Regions from separate parts of the Homo sapiens genome. Here region 2 is linked to region 1. A link is an interaction called in ENCODE POLR2A ChIA-PET data of the cell type or tissue named here. Cell type or tissue: PC-9. All regions are shown on one strand. Links, peaks and the distances in the headings refer to the core of each region. The heading gives the core; the rest is flanking DNA.

Region 1 (8,155 bases), core at 1,064-6,063:
CAAGCCTGTAATCCCAGCACTTTGGGAGGCCGAGGCAGGCAGATCATGAGGTCAGGAGATCACAACCATCCTGGCTAACACGGTGAAACCCCGTCTCTACTAAAAATACAAAAAGTTAGCTGGGCGTGGTGGCGGCCGCCTGTAGTCCCAGCTACTCGGGAGGCTGAGGCAGGAGAATGGCATGAACCCCAGGCGGAGCTTGCAGCAAGCCGAGATTGCGCCACTGCACTGCAGCCTGGGCGACAGAGCGAGACTCCGTCTCAAAAAAAAAAAGGTATCAGTGCTTCCCAACTTGAGCTACAGATTAAATACAGTCTTAATCAAAAGCCCAAAGTTATTTTTTGGATATCAACCAACTGATTTTAAAATTTACATGGAAATGCAGAAAAGACCAAGAACAGTCCAGAATACTAAAGAACAAAGTTGGAAGACTGATACTACCTGACTTCAACACTTACCGTAAAGCTACAATAATCAAAAAAGTATGGTATTAGAAAAAGAATAGACAAACAGATCAATGGAATGGAATAGTAAACCCAGAAATAGACCCTCACAAAGAGAGTCAACTGATCTTTGACAAAGGAGCAAAGGGGATTCAATGGAGAAAGGACAGTCTTTTCCAAAAATGGTACTGGAACAACTGGATATCCATTTGCAAAAATGAATAAATAAATAAATCTAGCCACATACTTTACACCTTTCACAAAATTTAGCTCTAAATGGATCACAGACCTAAATGTAAAATATAAAACCATAAAATTTCTAGAAAATAACAGAAGAAAATCCTTGTGACCTTAGATTAGGTGATGAGTTTTTAAATACAATACCAAAAGCACACTCCATGAAAGAAAAATTTGATGTTGGACTTCATTAAATTTAAAAACTTCTGCTCTACAAAAGATACCGTTAAAGAGAATGAAAAGATAAACCACAGACTTGGAGGAAATATTTGAGGTGGTTTTTTTTTTTTTGGAGGAAATATTTGTGAAACACACATCTGATAAAGCAGCAGTCCATAGCCTTTCTCGCACCAGGGACCAGTTTCATGGAAGACAATTTTTCCATGGACGGCGTTGTGGGGGTATGGTTCAGGATGATTCAAGTGCATTGTATTTATTGTGCACTTTATTTCTATTATTACATTATAATATATAACGACATAATTATACAACTCAACATAATGTAGAATCAGTGGGAGCCCTGAGCTTGTCTTCCTGCAACTAGACAGTACCATCTGGGGGTGATGGGAGACAGTGACAGATCATCAGGCATTAGATTCTCATAAGGAGTGTGCAGCCTAGATCCCTCACATGTGCAGTTCACAACAGGGTTCGTGCGCCGATGAGAATCTACGGCCACCACTGATCTGACAGGAGGTGGAGCTCAGGCAGTAATGCATAATGTAAATACAGAGGAAGCTTTGCTCTCTGGCCCACTGCTCACCTCCTGCTGTGTGGCCCATTTCCTAATAGGTACTGGTCTGCGGCCCAGGGGTTGGGGAACCCTGTGATAAAGGACTGGTATCCAAAATATACAAAGAACTCAAGTCAGCAATAAGAAAAGAAACTCAATGGACAGAAGATCTGAGCAGACACCTTATCAAAGAAGATATACAGATGACAAATAAGCATATGAAAAGGTATCTAACATCATATGTCATTAGGGGATTGCAAATTCAAACAAGATACCACTACCCACCTATGAGAATGGCTAAAATCCAAAAAATGGACAATACCAAATACAAGGACATGGAGCAACAGAAATTCTCGCCTGGGCGCGGTGGCTCACATCTGTAATCCCAGCACTTTGGGAGGCCAAGGTGGGCAGATCACTTGAGGTCAGGAGTTTGAGATCAGCCTGACCAACATGGTGAAACCCCATCTCTACTAAAAAAAAATACAAAAATTAGCCAGATATGGTGGCAGGTGCCTGTAATCCCAGCTACTTGGGAGGCTGAGGCAGAAGAATCGCTTGAACCCGGGACGTGGAGGTTGCAGTGAGCCGAGATCATGCCACTGCACTCCAGCCTGGGCAACAGAGTGAGACCCTATCTCAAAAAAGAAAAAAAAAAAAGGAAAAATTCTCATTCATTGCTGTTGGGGAATGCAAAATGGTACAGCCACTTTGGGAGAAGTTTGGCAGTTTCTTACCAAGCTAAATGCAGCCTTACCATACAATTCAGCAATTGTCCTCCTATGTATTCACTCAAATGAATTGAAAACTTATGTCCACACAAAAATCTGCAATAGAATATTTGTAGTAGCTTTATTCATAATTGCCAAAAACTAAAAGCAACCAAGATGCCCATCAATAGATGAATAAACAAAATGAGATACATCCATACATTGGAATATTACTCAGTAATAAAAATAAATGAACTATCAAGCCACAAAAAGACATGGAGGAATCTTAACTGCATATTCCTAAGTCAAAGAAGCCAGTCTGAACAGATATGAATCTAACTGTATGACGTTCTAAAAAAGGCAAACTACAGCGGCAGTAAGAAGGCCAGTGGTCACCAGGAGAACAGGAGTGGGAGGATGAATCGGTGGAGTGCAAGGGATATTTGGGGCATTGAGACTATTCTGTATAACACTGTAATGGAGGATACATGTTATTGAACATCTGTCAAAACCCATAGAAATGTAAAACACACAGAGTGAACATTATGTGAACTATGGACTTTTAGTTTTAAAAAAAGGTAAAACCAAAAAAAAAAAAAAACCCAGAAACAAACCAGTATATGGTAATAAAACACAAGTCTAATACTTTTCTTGCTGTTTGTCAAAATTCTGTATACAGTAAAATAGTAACATTTATTGCGTCTAAAATGCCAGTTTCTATGCTAAGCACTTTATATATATCATGTCATTTAATCTTTACAGATCCCATTATTATCCTCATTTTAGTTAAAACTTACAAAAAGTTGTGGGACATAATATGTGCTTCTTTATTAACCTATTAAGTAACAAGTGGTCATCTAATAACTGCCATAATTTTGACGTGGTATTGAGTATAGATAATATTTTGAAACGTGCAACAAGTCATGTGATATAAAGATATCGGCAATATTTACAGGGGGCAAATCATAGCTACTGCTAATACTACTGTGGCTTTTGCCTACATTCCATTTCAGAAGTCGGTGAAATAATAATTTTTTCCACTCAAGTTCACAGACATCCTGAATTCTATCCATGGATACCTTATCGTGGACTCCCCAGGTTAATAATTCTGGCCAAGGTACTTAATACGCTGCCATATTTTGCAAGCCTCTAGGGAATCAAGAGAAAACCAGGCCAATACTTTATTTTGAATGGATTCTAATGTAGCCTCTTTTCAAGCTTTTGCAAAGAAACCTGAACTATGTAAGGAGATGGGGCAGGAGTTGTTTTCAGTATGCAGCATTGAGAGAAGTGTTTAAGAGTTTTATATCATTAAAGAGGCTCAGCAATATTAGGTTAGCGACGTTTTCTAATCCATTATTATTTAGGCTTTAAGGGCCTGAAGTCGAGTTGAATCTTGTTGAAAGACGGGGTAAAAGGATACAGGCGGGTGAGAGAGGATGCCCCTGAGTTTTAACGTCTGCATACAAGAGTCGCTAAAACTTACTCGCACGTAATTAGTTCAAATATTGGAAATCGTCTTACAGCACACTATAATTTACCAAGATGCTTATAACTGTATACACACACACACTCTACAGAGAATTAGACAATTAGCAGTTTCAATAATGAATACAGAGTCAACGACAAGAAAACAGGGAACATTTTCTCTTCCTTTGAGGAAATGCATGTTGCCTACTGAGCTATTCTTCTGCCTCTCCTTCTGATGTCAACGCAGAGCCAGAGCCATTTATGGCAGGTGCCTTGAGCCCGCCTAGAGGTCCCCTTTGGAATACTGCAGCGACTCAAGGATCCTGGTCAGCCCTTATTGGCCCCAGCTGGTCCTTTGGATGCTCGGGTGTGGGTGAAGGAGCCTCGGCCCCTGGAAAGGAGGGGACCGACTCTCTCCGCAGGTAGCGACGTCGCCTGCGGCCGGTCGGGGGTGGGTATTGGGGAGACCCCTTTACCTGGCGTCGAGAGGACCCCGGCGCCCCTGCTGCCATCCAGGTGCGAGGACAGCTCTGTCGCGCCCGCGGGAAGGACCGGCGAATCCGCGCGGGGGTCTCGGCGAGGACCGCAGCGGATGCTCCGCAGCTCCCGCACCGGCCTGGCGGGTTTTGTGGTTAGCAAGTTCCTGCTTCCGTCGCAGCGACGGCAAGTTTGCCGCGGGGGAAGGGCACGTTCCTGCCCTGCAACCCGGAGCTGCTTCCCGGCAACATTAGCGCGTCCCTCCCCGCGGAGGCTCCGGGCTCCCGGCCCCAGCGCTGAGCCCCGCAGGGAGGTGGCTCCCCCCACCGCCCCGCGCTCCCCCCCAGCTCAGCCACACCGCTGACCCCGGGCTGGGCGCGCTGCGAGGGGGAGTGCGTGCCTCCCTGCTGGTGGCCCGAGGGTCTGCAGGTGAGCCTTGCCTCGCGGCCCGCGCAAGTTAAAATAAATGCACATGGGGAAAATGTCAAACAGTACAAAAATAGACACAGAGACAAGTCTACCCCTCACCCCCGTGCCCCAGTCTCCTAGTCTCCCTCCTCAGAGGCAACCACTGAGAGCAGTTTTTTGATGTTCAAGGGCTTATAGTGCATCCTATTGGGGGCATAGTTCTGAGAATCCTCTTTCCATAATTGGAGGATGGAGTCCTCAATTAAAGATGGCAATTCTTGAGTTAAATATTATCTGCAAGACAAACTTCAGGGAAGGTATTTGGCTTTCTGCGGGATTTATTGTTTGTAGATAGGATAATAATGGTGAAAATGCTGGTGTCTGTAACATATATTAAAACTGTATCCCTAACACTTAGCATAGTGCCTGGTACACAATAGGTGCTCAGTAAATATTTAACTAAAATATTTTTGTTGACTGAATGAATGGAAAAGAACTGCATAGGGCATAGGTTGTGGAAGTTTCTAAATTACTGCTGGCCCCATCCCCACCTCCATAAACACACACACAAATGCAACGTTACTAAACCATTGACACTTAGTTTGCCATATGGTCTAACCTTTGACAGTATCTTCACCTCTGTTTTGAAAGAGCTTGCAGACCTGAAGCGCTATGCAATTGCAAGTTAAGTCTAGGCCTGTACGGCCAACAGCTACACACCCTAGTCTTAACCAATAACTACAGGAGGATTAGGTTGACTGAGAATGCTTGTGAACAAAGGTCCATTGTGTGAAACTAACTCTACTTGTAACCAAAGGATGACTCTTGAATTACAATGTTGCTAAAGCTAGGTTTGAAAGAGTTACCAAAGAAAAGTAAACACCAGAGTAATTTCCCATTGCAGTGATTTTCCTGATGCAACAAGGGACTGATCTGCAAGTGTGTTTTATCTTTTATCATCTGATACACTTCAGGGTTCAGGGTGTAGAGCTATCACAGTTTTTGAATCTCTCTACATGGGGTAATCCATGCTAGTTACAAAGTAGACCTTTCCATTATTAGAAACTTCGTATTCGGTGCTTTAATACAATGAACCTGTTTCTTTTTTTGTTTTGTTTTGTGTTTTGTTTGTTTTTAGAGACGGAGTCTCGCTGTGTTGCCCAGGCTGGAGTGCAGTGGTGTGATCTCGGCTCACTGCAACCTCCACCTCCCGGGTTATAGCAATTCTTTTGCCTCAGACTCCTGAGTAGCTGGGACTACAGGCACATGCCGCCACGCCCAGCTAATTTTTTTCTATTTTAGTAGAGATGGGGTTTCACCGTGTTGCCCAGGCTGGTCTCGAACTCCTGAGCTCAGGCAATCCGCCCGCCTCGGCGTCCCAAAGTGCTAGGATTACAGGCGTGAGCCACTGTGCCCGGCCTGAACCTGTTTTCATTGAAGTGATATGTTATTTTTTCAGTTATGACAGTGAACAAAGGATATTGATTAAAATAATGATTAAAGAAATATTTTCTATTATATATGTTTAATTTATAAATATCATTGTTTATTTATTCATTTTTTTAGACAGGGTCTCGCTCTGTTGCCCACACTGGAGTGCAATGGCACAATCACGACTCACTGCAGCTTTGACCACCTGGGCTCAAGTGATTCTTTTGCCTCAGTCTCTTGAGTAGCTGGGACCACAAACGCACACCACACCCAGCTAATGTTCTTAATTTTTTTTTTTTTTTTAATTTTGAGATGGAGTCTCGCTCTGTTGCCCAGGCTGGAGTGCAGTGGCACGATCTCAGCTCACTGCAACTTCTGCCTCCCAGGTTCAAGCAATTCTCCTGCTTCAGTCTCCTGAGTAGCTGAGATTACAGGCTCATGCCACCATGCCCAGCTAATTTTTGTATTTTTAGTAGAGTCGGGGTTTCACCATGTTGGTCAGGCTGGTCTTGAACTCCTGACATCAAGTGATCTGCCCACCTTGGCCTCCCAAAGTGCTGGGATTATAGGCGTGACCCACCGTACCCGGTGTTTTAAATTATTTGTATAGATGAGGTCTTGCTACATTGCCCAGGCTAGTCTCAAACTCCTGGGCTCAAGCAATCCTCCTGCTTTGGCCTCCCAAAGTGCTGGGATTACAGGTGTGAGCCACTGCACTTGGCTTACTTAAAAATAAAATAAAAACTTTAATTTCTGGCCTGAGTCATAACTTAGAAATTATATCCATTGTCACTTCATTTCCTGAAGAGATTCTTGACACTCTTCTCTGAGGGTTAGAAGTCCCATCTATGTGGAGAAAGATTTCTTTAAAAGTAATCGGAAAACATGTATTAAGCAGCCAGGCGCAGTGGCTCACGCCTGTAATCCCAGCACTTTGGGAGGCCGAGGCGGGTGGATCACGAGGTCAGGAGATCGAGACCATCCTGGCTAACATGGTGAAACCCTGTCTCTAATAAAAATACAAAAAATTAGCTGGGTATGGTGGCGCGCGCCTGTAGTCCCAGCTATTGGGGAGGCTGAGGCAGAAGAATGGTGTGAACCCAGGAGGTGGAGCTTGTAGTGAGCCGAGATCGAGCCACTGCACTCCAGCCTGGGTGAAAGAGTGAGACTCTGTCTCAAAAAACAAACAAACAAACAAACAAACAAACAAAAAAAAAAACATGTATTAAGCACCTGCAGGGGAAACTAAAGACCAGTAATACCAATGAGATCTACCTTTAAGATGTTCATAGTTCAGAAGGAGAAAAAGTAAATCAATGGCTGTGTAAACAGTTAAGTGTGATGAAGGCCAGGTGTAGTGGCTCATGCCTGTAATTCCAGTGCTTTGGGAAGCCAAGGCAGGAGGATCACTTAAGCCCAGGAGTTTGAGGCCAGCCTGAGCAGCATAGCAAGACTCCATCTCTACAAAAAATAAAAATTAGCATGGTGTGGTGGTACACGTCTGTAGTTTCAGCTACTTGGGAGGCTGAGACAGGAGGATCTCCTAAGAGCCTAGGAGGCTCTTAGGAGGCTGTAGTGAGCCATGATAGCATCACTGCACTCCAGCCTGGGCAACAGAGTGAGACCCTGTCCCTGCCCTCCCCAAGAAAAGAATAAATGTTATGATAGAAGATGGCAACTAAAAAGGCTCAGAGAAGGGACATCTGATCCCAATTTCTGGGAAGAGGTGTTAATTATTGAAGAATGAAGTTATTAGCAGATGAGGAGGAAAAGGCTGAATATTTCAGGAATAGGAAACTGCATGACCACAGGAAATTCAGCCTGTTAGGAAGGTTACCAGTGTACACAGAAGAATAGAGAGAGAGGCTGGGGTCAGAGCAGGAAGGTTTTCATATGTTAAATCTTAAACTTTATCCTAAAGGCATGGGGAGTTCCTGAAGGCTTTTTGTAGGGCAGTGACAGGTCCAGAGACCTAATTAATATTCTAGAAAATTATCTCTACCTGCCACAGGAGGGATGGATTGAGGGACGTGAGGCCAGAGGCCTCTCTTCCAAGAAACGGAAGTGATAAGGCCCTGAAATGGGCATGCAGATAGAGGAGAAATTAAGAGGAGAGGCTCTCCAGGACACAACGATTGGTTGGATGCAGTGCTGACAGTAAGCAGGCTTCTGGCTTGGGAGCCTGGTTGGGTGGGAGTACCAGGTCATATAAAGACACGGGAAGAGGAGTCAGTCTGGAGTGGACA
Region 2 (8,155 bases), core at 1,750-6,749, 260 kb after region 1:
AGGTTGCAGTGAGTGGACATCACACCACTTGCACTCCAGCCTAGGTGACAGAGTGTGAGACTCTGCCTCAAAAAAAAAAAAAAAAAAAAGTCTTTACCGGCAGCCTGAGGTGAGAGGATCACTTGAAGGCCAGGAAGTGGAGACCAGCCTGGGCAACATGGTGAGATTCCATTACCCAACCCCCACCTCCTCTACAATTTTTTTTTTTTTTTAATGCTGGGCATATTAGCCCATCTACTTGGGAGACTGAGGCAGAAGGATCACTGAGGAACACTGAAGCCCAAGAGTTTGAGGTTACAGTAAACTATGATTGTGCCACTGCACTCCAGCCTGGACACATATATGCATAACAGAGCCAAAAGTGGCTACTAAGCAAAATTTATCAAACTTTTAGGGATGGCTGAGCGCAGTGGCTCATGCCTGTAATCCCAGCACTTTGGGAGGCCAAGGCGGGTGGATAACCTGAGGTTGGGAGTTCAAGACCAGCCTGACCAACATGGAGAAACCCCGTCTCTACTAAAAATACAAAATTAGCCAGGCATGGTGACTCATGCCTGTAATCCTAGCTACTCGGGAGGCTCAGGCAGAACAATTGCTTGAACCTGGGAGGTAGAGGTTGTGTTGAGCCGAGATGCACCATTGCACTCCAGCCTGGGCAACAAAAGCGAAACTCCATCTCAAAAAAAAAATGTATATATATATATATAAAACATTAGCTAGAACAACTATGCCCTCTAACAAAGAACTGTTGTTGGTGACAGAAATAGCATGTTAGGTTAGATTCTAAGTGACAACACCTTCATTCCTACAAGAGATAATATTCACATGAACATTTTTGGAAACCATTAACTGGTATTATCACTAAAAATTTTATAATTTATCACAAAATATTAGGTGCTATGTTGTTCATGTAACATTGAATTAACCAAAGAATGACATTAACTACCTTCAGATTTAAACAAATGTTTTGGAGAACAATTCTTTGTACAAGCAGAAAGATTTAAAGATAAAGCCTACGATGGAAATCTTTCTATACAGATGAAGGAAGCCTTTTAAAATTAAAGGAGGCTGGGCGCGGTGGCTCACGCCTGTAACCCAACATTTTGGGAGGCCAAGGGGGGCAGATCACCTGAGGTTAAGAGTTCAAGACCAGTCTGTCCAACATGGCAAAACCCTGTTTCTACTAAAAATACAGAAATTAGCTGGGCATGGTGGTGGGCGCCTGTATACTTGATCTTAGCCAAAGGCCGAGAAGCAATAAGGGCGCCTGTAATCTCTGCTACTCGGGAGGCTGAGGCAGGAGAATCGTTTGAACCCGGGAGGTGGGGGTTGCAGTGAGCCGAGATCACACCACTGTACTCCAGCCTGGGCAACAGAGTGAGACTCTGTCTCAAAAAAAAAAAAAAAAAAAAAAAAAAAAGTCAAAGGAATTGAAAATATGCTTTTATGCTTTAAAATATGTAGATTATATAAGTCAAAAAATAAATATGTGTGACTACTATATGATCCCAAACAGAAAAATCAGAATATCCATAGTATTATAAAATAAGCCAAAAGAAAGAGATATTTACATCTAGCAATAGACAGTATATAACTTAGAGTCAAGAAATGTTGGGCCAGGCGCGGTGGCTCACGCCTGTAATCCCAGCACTTTGGGAGGCTGAGGTGGGTGGATCACCTGAGGTCAGGAGTTCAAGACCAACCTGGCTGGCCAACATGGCGAAACCCTGTCTCTACTAAAAATACAAAAATTAGCCAGGTGTGGTGGCACACACCGGTAATCCCAGCTACTCAGGAGGCTGAGGCAGGAGAATCGCTTGAACCAGGGAGGCAGAGGTTGCAGTGAGCTGAGACCGTGCCACTGTACTCTAGCCTGGGGGACAGAGCAAGACTCTCTATCAAAAAAAAAAAAGAAAAAGAAAGAAGAAAAGAAATGTTGTTAGCACTTAAATCCCCATAAATATTTATGGCTTTTCGAAAATATCTTTATGGTCATAAGTAGGTTTGATAGCATTTCAATAGTAAATTTCCTTGTATTTTTTTCTTAGAAATGGGGAAGATTGAAGCAAAAAATGGAACAGTTAAGGCTATTTATGAAGTAAGAAATGGTTCCCCTGCTACTCTTGTGAAGTTTCCAGGTACCAAAAGCAAACTTCCTCCTAACGACTCAGGGTTCCAATCTTTTCTCCCTTAAAAATACAAGATCCAGAAGAGGAGCCCTGTCAGATTTCCATTCAACAAAACCGCTGGGCTTACCAACCTTACACTGGAAACAACAAGCTCAAAAGTGGACTCTGAAACTTGCTTTTTAAAAAAAGCGTTTCAAGCGATAAGTGTAACGTGCTACAGCAAGTTTAGACATCTGCAGGTCTGATGCAGTCATCTCCTGAGGGTTTACCCAACAGACACACACAGGGCCAGGCACCTTTTCTTCTTTAGCAGCAGAAGAAAAATGTGCTCTTTATTGCCAAAAATAAACACTTTTTAAAAGACGACTTCTGTTCCTCAATAAATATCCCTTCCTTTCTATAGTGGATCTCTGGTTTTCTCCAGGCTGCCTAATTAACTGCTTTGGGTGTGTTCCTAACTGGAGACAGTGCTGAGGGGTCAGGGCCACAGCCTTCATTAAGGAGAAATGAAATACTCCTCCTGTGTACGTAGGAGGTGCCCTTGGTCCCGCCGGCCGCTGCCACCACCACCAAACTAAATGATCAGGCTCTTGGTGGTGAAGGGGTTCATAAATGCTGGGTAGAGAAAGGAATATTAGGTTTATTGGCAGGGAGGGGACAGCCAGGGTCTAATGCTATTCTCAGAAGGTTACTCTCAAATTAGGGACACCTGGGAATTTGAAGTGTTAGTGGCCCTGGGGAAAGGACTGGAAGGATTTATAAGCCCCTTGAATGAACGCCGTGGCACTCAATCTTAACACCAGAAATCTAAGGTACAACTGAAAATTACTCCTTTTGGACAGAAAGGAACAGAAGGGAGAATTGGTTTTATTTTTTCGGGTTGTTTGTTTTTTGTTTTTTTTTGAGACGGAGTCTCGCTCTGTCGCCCAGGCTGGAGTGCAGTGGCGCAATCTCGGCTCACTGCCAGATCTGCCTCCTGGGTTCATGCCATTCTCCTGCCTCAGCCTCCCAAGTAGCTGGGACTACAGGCGGCCGTCACCACGCCCAGCTAATTTTTTGTATTTTTAGTAGAGACGGGGTTTCACCGTGTTAGCCAGGATGGTCTCCATCTCCTGACCTCGTGATCCGCCCGTCTCAGCCTCCCAAAGTGCTGGGATTACAGGGGTGAGCCACCGTGGCTGGCCGAGAATTGTTAAAGAAGGTACTGGACTATACTTTCTCAGCTCTCTCCTACCTCCCCGACCCTAACCCCCATGGGTATCCAGTTTCTACTTGCTGCTCTTCAAATGCTGAAAGCCCAACCACAGCAATCAGATCTACTCAGATCTTCCCCCTCTTATAACATCCATCCTCCAAAACCATATATTCCTCTTTTCTCCCCCATGTAAACCCTGTGTTAAATTAATATTTAGGGAGCAGGTAAGAGAAAAAGAAGCATATCCATACTAAAGTGTAAATGACTAATAGGGATGCTTGGAAAGCCCTCTCTTACAAAGGGTTGCTCAGTTTTAAACAGTTGCTTATTGGCCAAATAAATACATTTTCTATTATTTCCTCAAATAAGGGCGCATTTTATTCTTTCTCACTGGGCGAGGGACGTATATGGCTTAGAAACAGCAACAGTAGGCCAGGCACGGTGGCCTGTAATTCCAGCACTTTGGGAGGCCAAGGCAGGTGGATCACCTGAGGTCGGGAGTTTGAGACCAGGTTGGCCAACATGGTGAAAGCCCGTCTCTACTAAAAGTACAAAAATTAGCTGGGTGTGGTGACACATTGTAATCCCAGCTACTCGGGAGGCTGAGGCAGGAGAATCGCTTGAACCTGGGAGGCAGAGGTTGCAGTGAGTCGAGATCACACCACTGCACTCCAGCCTGGGCGACAGAGTGAAGACTCCATCTCAAAAAAAAAAAAAAAGAAAGAAAGAAACAACAACAGTATTTTAAGCAGAAAAGAGTAAATAGTACAGTATCAAGAACTACTGGTGTTGCATTTGAAGGGAAGCTTTTAGTATGTTGGTGAAGGGGAAGAGGTGAGGGAAAGTTTGAGCTTGGAAGGTTTTAGTTCCTTGAGCTTCATTTTCTCTTCCTTATTTTTATGCTGATTGGGTCTCTTTTTCCTTGTCAACAGACTGCTTCAGTACTTCTTGGCTTTATTTATTTATTTTGCTCCTGCTAACAAGCTGGAGGCTGAGTTATGTGCTCAGTCTGAAAATGTTCCTTTTGACTGTTGTCTCTGAACTTTCTAACCAATACAGAGAGTAAATAGGTACTGTGCTGTATGCAAATGTAGGCATATTTGTCCGTGTAGGCCAAAGGAGGGGAGGCATGTTGCAAAATGCCTTTAGAACAAAAACAAACGTTTCCAATAGAGTATTTTATAGCCTTTTGAAAATAAGCTAAACTTTTAGAAAACGAAAAGTACAGAGGAAGACTTATCTATAAAATAAATTGGAAAAAACCACACACAAAACAAAACATGACTAATACTTCGACAGTGAGTTCACCTCAAGCATTTCATGAATTTCACATGACCCACCCACTTTTTCTCTGTACCTCTGAGGATTACCATATTAGCAGCAATAATTACTCTTTTGTTCAAGTGCCAGATTTACATATCAACGTAGCCATGGCATTCCTGAATGTAGAATATTGTACTGTTCGCCTCGTTTGTGGTTTCTATAATAAGGTTAATTTTTGTTCCCTTACCCTCCTCACTTAATCTCATGCCACCCCCTACCTTTCTTCAATTAGTGGTTTGTTTTTTACTTTGAATAGTTTTTCTCCTTTCCTTTCTCAGTCTCTGTGTCATGATTTGAACTATCCTCAAATTCACTGTACGAACCATGCTGCATTTAAAACTTTTTATCACCCAGCCATGGATGATCAATTCTTTGAAAAGACAAGCCAAAGACAGAGAAGTTATGAATGGGCATTTCTAGGATGACTCTAGAATACCTTCTTCCCCAAGTTTAGGATGTGTGGTAAGATGCGTCAGAAGTTACCATGGTAGATTTCATGGCCATCTTTGTCTTTTTTTTTTTTTTGAGATGGAGTCTCGCTCTGTCACCCAGGCTGGAGTGCAGTAGTGCAATCTCGGCTCACTGCAAGCTCTGCCTCCTGGGTTCACGCCATTCTCCTGCCTCAGCCTCCCGAGTAGCTGGGACTACAGGGGACTGCCACCATGCCTGGCTAATTTTTTGTATTTTTAGTAGAGATGGGGTTCACCGTGTTAGCCAGGATGGTCTCGATCTCCTGACCTCGTGATCTGCCTGCCTCAGCCTCCCAAAGTGCTGGGATTACAGGCGTGAGCCACCACACCCGGCCCATCTTTGTCTTTTCCTTGGTAGGCCTTTAAAAAAAATTATTGCTATTTCTAGATTTTATTGGAGATGGATCTAGCAAAAATTTCCAGAATTGCATCAGACATTTTTAATTTCCAATGGATGTTTGGAAAGGGTTGGACAGTTTTAAAATTTTTCAGACTCAAACATGTCAAACTGGCCAGGTGCAGTGGCTCACACCTGTAATCCCAACACTTTGGGAGGCCAAGGTGGGCCGATCACCTGAGGTCAGGAGATTGAGACCATCCTGGCCAACATGGTGAAACCCTGTCCCTACTAAAAATACAAAAATTAGCTGGGCATGCTGGCACATGCCTATAATCCCAGCTACTTGGGAGTCTGAGGTAGGAGGATTGCTTGAACCCGGGAGGCAGAGGTTGCAGTGAGCTGAGATCATGCCACTGCACTCCATCCTGGCAACAGAGCTAGACTCCACCTCAAAAAAGAAAAAAAAAAGTGTCAAACTAAATGGAAAGCCAGCTTGGGCCTAACAAGCTATTTTAATGAGCATTCTTTCTCTGTGATGTTCCCCAGGGGATATGAGCCCAAGAAGACCCATGTGGCCCAGGGAGTAACATGATCATCTTGGCTCTGTTTAGACACCTGTGCCCAGCGGTAAGGGGACCAGGAGGCAGACAGATAGATGAGGGCATGGAGGCATGCAGACCCATTAGGAGTGGGTGTGCACCATGCTACTTAGAAAGTTACTACAAGAAACTCCATAGCAGTGACAGAGGCTTGATGCAACATAGGCCAACAGTGCCTCTATGTGGGGTGTCTGAGAGTATATGAAATGTGTTTGTGACTGTTGGGGAGGGAGTGAAGAGAGGAGAAATGTATGTGTTTTTTAAAGGAATTGCATGCCTTGGAGGTTCCTTTTGAGAAGATGATATAGGAAAAAAAGATTGAGAACCGTAGATATAGAACACATCCAGGATGCTGAGAGCACATTCTTCCCCTAACCATTTAAAAAACACTTTGCTGTGTTTGCTCTTCTAATCAGTCTGATGCGCAGCTTTCCCTGCCCACCATAAGTTTTACATCCTCTTACCTTCAACTTATCACCACATAGATATTAAACTTGATCTGTATTATTTTTTACCAGATGCTTTGTTTAGTGAATGGTCTAAGTTTTCTGTATGTCACCTCCTGGATTATAAAGTCCTTGAGGATTTACACTGTAATTTTAGAAGTTAATACACCTACTAGGTGCAGTGGCTCATGCCTGTAATTCCAGCACTTTGGGAGGCCGAGGCGGGCGGATCACGAGGTCAGGAGATAGAGACCATCCTAGATAACACGGTGAAACCCAGTCTGTACTAAAAATACAAAAATTAGCTGGGCGTGGTGGTGGGCGCCTGTAGTCCCAGCTACTCGGGAGGCTGAGGCAGGAGAATGGCATGAACCTGGGAGGCAGAGGCTGTAATGAGCCGAGATTGCACCACTGCACTCCAGCCTGGGTGACAGAGCGAAACTCTGTCTCAAAAAAAAAAAAAAAAGTTGCATGGGACACACTTTCCTAAAAGAGTATTTGCGGTTTATCTGAAATTCGAATGTAATTGAGTATTCTGTGTCTATATTGCTAAATCTGAGAACTCTACCTCAGTTGGATTTTGCAAGGGTTGAGAAAGCACTTTGTGAGTCTTTGAAAAGGTGTGAGCCAAAGGGCTCTTCAGGAGCAGCATTGACAAATATGCAATCTTTGTCAAGTTCTCAAAGGCCCGAGGTAGGCCAAAACAAAAACAACAGTAAAAACAAGCTCACTGACTTTATTAAATGAGGACACAGCCAGTTATTTTTAAAATAACTTTATTGAGATATAATCCACTCATTTAAAGTGGTTTAACTACAGTTAAACTACAATTTAGTGGTTTTTAATATATTCACAGGATGTGCAACCATCACCAAAATCAATTTTAGATAATTTTCTTTTCTTCTTTTTTTTTTTTTTTTTTTTTGAGTCGGAGTTTCGCTCTTGTTGCTCAGGCTGGAGTGCAATGGCACGGTCTCAACTCACTGCAACCTCCGCCTCCTGGGTTTAAGCCATTCTCCTGCCTCAGCCTCCCACGTAGCTGGGATTACAGGTATGCTCTCCCAGGCCTGGCCAACTTTGTATTTTTAGTAGAGATGGGTTTCTCCATGTTGGTCAGGCTGGTCTCGAACTCCTGACCTCAGGTGATCAGCCCACCTCGGCCTCCCAAAGTGCTGGGATTACAGGCGTGAGCCACCATGCCCGGCTGAATTTTAGATCATTTTCATCACCTCAAAAAGAAACCCAGTACTCATTAACCGTCACTCTCCTTTCCAGGATCCCTCCATCCCTGCCATTCTTCAACCCTAGCCCTTGGCAACCACTAATGGATTTTTTGGTCTATTTAGATGTGCCTGTTCCAGACACTTCATTATAAATGGAATCATACAATATGTGGCCTATTGTGTCTGGCTTTTTTCACTTCACATAAAGTTTTCAAGGTTCAGACATATTGAAGTGTGTATATCCCTTCATTTTTTTTCATTGCTGAATAATATTTCTTTCCTTTTTTTTTGAGACAGAGTCTTGCTCTGTTGCCCAGGCTGGAGTGCCGTGATCACAGCTCACTTCAGCCTCCAACTCCAGGGCTCAAACGATCCTCCCACCTGGGCCTCCCGAGTGGCTAGGACTACAAGCACCACCACCACACCCAAG

What was found. Peaks named below come from ENCODE experiments on the same cell type or tissue, not always from the same donor. Only the 100,000 strongest peaks of a DNase experiment are listed, where the experiment ranks them.
Region 2: POLR2A ChIA-PET joins it to region 1 with 10 read pairs; 14 of 35 experiments call an interaction of 5 or more read pairs at or near these places.

Annotation. Positions count from the first base shown.
Region 1 is chr12:12,346,009-12,354,163 of GRCh38, forward strand. MANSC1 (MANSC domain containing 1) reads right to left here and starts at 4,234. Exons shown (of 4, transcript NM_018050.4): 1 at 4,070-4,234. RefSeq lists a silencer at 4,235-4,544 and a cis regulatory region at 7,800-8,155. In PC-9, for the core only: CTCF peaks have their summits at 4,272 and 4,473; DNase peaks (open chromatin) are centred at 3,903 and 5,243; H3K4me3 peaks cover 2,035 bases; H3K27ac peaks cover 2,226 bases.
Region 2 is chr12:12,602,651-12,610,805 of GRCh38, forward strand. No RefSeq gene overlaps it. Among named protein-coding and RNA genes, the nearest start is that of CREBL2, 5.1 kb to the right of the region's middle. RefSeq lists a silencer at 5,681-5,899. In PC-9, for the core only: a CTCF peak has its summit at 6,221; a DNase peak (open chromatin) is centred at 4,651; H3K27ac peaks cover 1,142 bases.